Linked DNA regions of Homo sapiens: region 1 is linked to region 2. Evidence: chromatin loops called from intact Hi-C (ENCODE). Cell type or tissue: PC-3. All regions are shown on one strand. Region 1 overlaps PRTFDC1 (phosphoribosyl transferase domain containing 1). Region 2 overlaps PRTFDC1 (phosphoribosyl transferase domain containing 1).

Evidence for each region. Peaks named below come from ENCODE experiments on the same cell type or tissue, not always from the same donor. Only the 100,000 strongest peaks of a DNase experiment are listed, where the experiment ranks them.
Region 1: it touches region 2 in a loop (2.4-fold over the local background); 5 of 110 quality-filtered maps call a loop at or near these places.

Annotation. Positions count from the first base shown.
Region 1 is chr10:24,848,509-24,851,008 of GRCh38, reverse strand. PRTFDC1 (phosphoribosyl transferase domain containing 1) reads left to right here. Exons shown (of 9, transcript NM_020200.7): 9 at 1,118-2,395. The coding sequence ends at 1,165. Among named protein-coding and RNA genes, the nearest start is that of PRTFDC1, 100 kb to the left of the region's middle. In PC-3, no CTCF peak of the experiment used is centred here; a DNase peak (open chromatin) is centred at 1,308; H3K4me3 peaks cover 1,456 bases; H3K27ac peaks cover 2,500 bases.
Region 2 is chr10:24,944,046-24,946,545 of GRCh38, reverse strand. The region is part of intron 1 of PRTFDC1 (phosphoribosyl transferase domain containing 1); the gene reads left to right. Among named protein-coding and RNA genes, the nearest start is that of PRTFDC1, 7.3 kb to the left of the region's middle. In PC-3, CTCF peaks have their summits at 1,216 and 1,415; a DNase peak (open chromatin) is centred at 1,455; H3K27ac peaks cover 1,251 bases.

The sequences.
Region 1 (2,500 bases), 96 kb after region 2:
AGCTCATAACTCTTCCCTCTTTGGGGGAAATGATCTCACCACACAGACGTGGACCCCCAGTGTGGACCCCAGCTGTGTGACCCTGACCAACACTGCATGATCTAGAGGTAGACAACTTACCCATAGTGGACCAATCAGTCTCTCTGTCCTGGGAATTAGAAATTTAAACCAAAAGTCACAGAGACTGAGTGTGTTCAGACTTCAACCACTAGGATAGCAGTGCCCCCAGAGAGTATCCATAGCACCATGGGTGAAAGTCTCTGGAGCTGCCCTTGTTCCTGCCTTCTAGTTGCTTCATTGCCCAGCTCATCCTTGGATTCTGAGAGCTACCCCAGTATTCCACCAATAAATTCCCCCTCCCCCCTCTTTAAAGACACAGGGTCTCACTCCACAGTCTCACCTAGGCTAGAGTGCAGTGACGCAATCATAGCTCACTGCAGCCTTGAACTCCCAGGCTCAAGCGATCCTCCCGCCTCAGCCTCCTGAGTAGCTGGGACTACAGGCACACGCCACTATGCCTAGCTAATATTTTTACTTGCTGTAGAGATGGGGTCTTCGTATGCTGTCCAGGCTGGTCTTGAACTCCTGGCTTCAAATCATGCTCCCACCTCAGCCTCCCAAAGTACTGGGATTACAGACAGGGGCCACTGAGCCCATCCAAATCCTCCTTTTTTGCTTACATTAGCCTGGCCCCATTTCTGTTGCTTTCAATCAAAATATTCCTAACCCTTTGCTTGTTGCCCAAAAAGGGTTGAATAAGAGCCCATGTTGTGCTTGCCACTGTTATTTCTCCATTCACCCAAGCAGTTGTCATCTTACCAGTAGGAGACTTCTGTTTCTAGCAGGGCTAAACATACAGCTCCCTCAGCATTTCTGGGTTTTAGGGACCTGGGGAGCCGGATTCAGAATAGGAATCTCCAAACTAAACCACAAAGGACCTTTTGTCAAGCACTTGAATGGGTCTCTTTAGATTTTACCCACACATATAAATACACACATTTCTATTTAAATGATCAATAGCCAATTACAGGATGGCATTCGGTTATTACTGCATCACCTTTTCTGTGTCTCATATTTTGTTAAGAAACTGATGCGTTTAAATCCTTTATTGTTTCAGCACATATGCGTCATCAATGAGCACGGTAAAGAAAAATATCGAGTCTAAAGACATGAATTCTCACCACTAAAGTCCCAGATAGCATCATATTTACGCCTGTACTTGGGAAGCCAGCTGTCAAGTTTGTCCCCCCAGGCATCTTCACTCAGCAGGATATAAAAGAAAAAAATGTTCAAATGAGAGAGCTTTCTTTTCTGAGGTTAATATAAAGAGTATCAAAGGTTCCTAAGGAAAAGAAAGCAGTGCTTTTATTTGACTTGTTCCAAATTAAACACTCCGCCTTGTGACTCAGCAATGCTATCTACCTTCACACTCCTGAGCTCCGCCTTCCTTTGTTTTGATACAGTCATTATATTTGATTAGTATTCCCAGGAATACCCCCACCTAGTTACTCAAATATTTTTCACTTAACTTTTTATACTCTTATTTTGGTAATAAGCTTACAATATTAAGAAGCTGGGGACTTTTTTTTAACTGAAGACTTGAGTCCCCTATACCGGGAATGCAGCTATTAATAGATTCCCATATTTTAAAAGGAGGGAAAGGACAATTTAATATAAATTTCTGTTTGTGCATTTCTGACAGGCCATTATTATCTGCTTTGACAAAGCCTTTCTGAAACGCAGTGTACAATGAATCTTAATGATGTTATGAAACGAGCTTTGCTCGGGGCTCTTGATTGGAGCTTCCGGTATGTGATGACGGTATGTCATGTATGCATGGATGTACTCAACTGTGTTTAATACTCTGAATTTTAATTAGAAAAAAATACAATAGCAGCAAGGCCCTGGTTTCTAAGCTGTATCCTTTTATTCATGTGGGACATGAGCAAATGGCAGAATTAGGGGCGAGTGCTTTCAATGCTCGAAACTAAGCAAGTATAAATTTTTCCTCTTATTTGCATGAAAGGACAAGACACTGTTATGCCCTGTCCTAAATGTGAAGACAGAGGTTGAATTTTTTAAAAAATATCTTTAAAAGACTGATCACAAAATCCAAGGTGCTACAGGAAACAAGCACACTCAAGAAAGTTTTTTTCTGAATAACATTTTTTTCCAATTTCTCCGTTTTATAAGACATTTCCTAATTTATGGGGATTTTAATTGAAAATAAACTTGAGTCCCAATAGAGCTGTTTTTTTCTCACTTCCTACAAAATGCAAATGCAAAATAAATAACTAAGCAGCTTTTGTTTGGTTCTGAACCGTATGTGGCGTATTGTTATTAGGTTCTAGCTTCCTTTAAACTAATAAAGAATAAGAAAACTTGTTATGTTTTATCACTTCTTACTGTTTTTCTTCCGCCTCCATATTTTTTAAATACTTTCAGACATTAACATGTATGTGAGTCAGTAGCTTAAATATACGACTGCATGTATCTATCC
Region 2 (2,500 bases):
CATGTCCATGCTCTTAACACACTACTCTGTGTGGCCTCTGGGCTATGGATCCATATTACAGTTTATAGGTTTGTTTCATTTGTGATTTTCTTATCATTTTTTTCCTATTTTTGGCATTCATTTTTGGCACTTTTAGTCTGTTTCCTTTTTTTGGCATTATGCGTCAAACATCATGTATTATACACCATGCAGTGTTCCAGGTATTCTAAGTACATTATCCTTATAATAACCCTATCCATAGGTTTTACTGTGTCTTATTTAAAGCAAGGGGAAACTGGATCTCAGAGACAGTAAGTCATCTCCCTAACATCACAGTAGTAAGTGTCAGAGCCAAACTCTTGAACATGGAGTGGAGAGTATGCTCCAAGATTCAACCAGAACGGGGGCAGTAAAGGATTGATGTGGTTGGAGGAATGGATTCAGAAGACCACTAGTTAATGGTGCCACTGGTGGAGGAGCTCCAGAAAGTGGGGTAGATAGTACATGTGGTCTGGAAGGTGATCCAGAAAGTGCTGTACACCTGGATGATCCCCCTGGGGCCTGGGGCCAGTCAGGGTTCTCCTGGTCTGGTCTTTACTGTGGCCTGCCAGAGGCTCTCCTAGAATCTCCTCATGTACAGCTGGTAGTCTAGACTCTGGCCAGCTGCTGTAGTGTTAGAGGTTATAGCAGGTACAAGGAGTTCTCAGGGTGGCAGCCAGAGGAGCTTGGTGCAAATCCAGCAGTCCCACCGGCCAGTTTGATGGTAGAGGGAGAGCAAACGAGACACTTTTCAAATCAAATATGCAGATTGACCAGGCATGATGGCTCACACTTATAATCCCAGTGTTTTGGGAGGCCAAGGTGGGAGGATCCCTTCAGGCCAGGAGTTTGAGACCAGCCTGGGCAACATAGCCAGACCTCGTCTCTACAAAAGAAATTAAGAAAATAAGCTGAGCGTGGTTGTCCACTCCTTATCTCCAGCTACTTGGGAGGCTGAGGTGGGAGGATCGCTTGAGCCTAAAAGTTCGAGGCTGCAGTGAGCTATGATTGTGGTACTCCACTCAAGCCTAGGCAACAGAGGGAGATTCTGTCTCTTAAAAAATAACATAGATGATATACACCATGTGGCCATCAGTCAGCCAATGGATATGACACATTGGAATCTCCAGAACCTTGAACAGTGGTGCTCTTTATCACAAGGAGACAAACTGAGAATTCAGGTTGGAGTTCAGGTTTTCAGGTAGCCGGAAGATGGAGACTGTGTCATCCATTCATTCATTTAACATTTTTGAGCACTATACCATATTCCAGATCAGCATTCTGGGCACTGAGGGATTCAACAATGAATCAGAAAAAGTCTCCGCCAGAAGGAGCTCATGTTCTGACAGAACACACCCATGCACACACACATCATCCAGTGGTAAAACAGGCTATGAAGGTCAGGGAAGGCGTCTTTGCAGAGGTGACATTGAATGGAGACTTGAAAGAAGTAGAGGACAGCCATGTGGAAATCTGGAGGAAGAGTGTTGCAGGCAAGAGGAGGCGCCAGTGCAAAGCTCAGGAGGCAGGGGTGTGATTGGCAGATCGGAGGACTTGAAAGAGAGCAGCTGCTGAAGCAGAGGGAAGAGGAAGAGTGCCAGGAATGAGTCAGACAAGGTAATCCCTGGTGAGCCACAGTGAGGACTCTGGTCTTTACTTGGAGTAAAGTGATAAGCCCTTGAAAAAAATCTAAGCAGAAGGCTGCCATGATAGGATGTCCTTTGTTTTTTATTTTTATTTTTCGAGAGACAAGGTCTTGCTCTGTCACCCAGGCCGAAGTGCAGTGGCACAGTCATAGCTCACTGCAGCCTCGAACTCCCGGGCTCAAGTGATCCTCCTACCTTGGCCTACTGAGTAGCTCGGACTACAGGCAGACACCACCTTGCCTGGCTAATTTTTTAATTTTTTGCAGAAACAGGATCTTGCTGTGTTGCTCAGGCTGATCTCTAACTCCTCGCCTCAAGAGGTCTTCCCGCCTCAGCCTCTCAAGTGCTGGGATTACAGGCATGAGCCACTGTACCTGGCTGTGATGTGCATTTTTAAAGGAGCATGCCCGCTTCCATGTGGAGGGGCTGCAAAGTGGAAGCAGGGAGGCAAGTGTAGTGGCTCCTGGGACAGTCCTGGGAGAAATCATGGTGGCAATGGACTGGCCTGGGGGTGGGGGAATAGCAGTGGAGGTGCCGAGAGGTAGTCCTGGATAAATTTCGAGGGAGTTGAAGATAGTTTTCTGCTGTGTTGCCTGAGGGCGATGAAAGAAAGGAGTCAGTGACAATTCCAAGGGACAGGAGCCTTCTCAAGGATCCTGCATGGGAGCCTTGGGTAAGACAGAGAGCTACAAGGGGCACCAGGAATTTGGGAAAGAAGATCAGAGGCCGGGGGCAGTCAGCAAGGCCTCCAGGAAGAAGTGGGGTGTGACCTGGGCTTCTGAGTTCGGAATACAGAGGTAGAGGAGGAAAGGGGGAGAGAGGATGAAGGGGTGCAC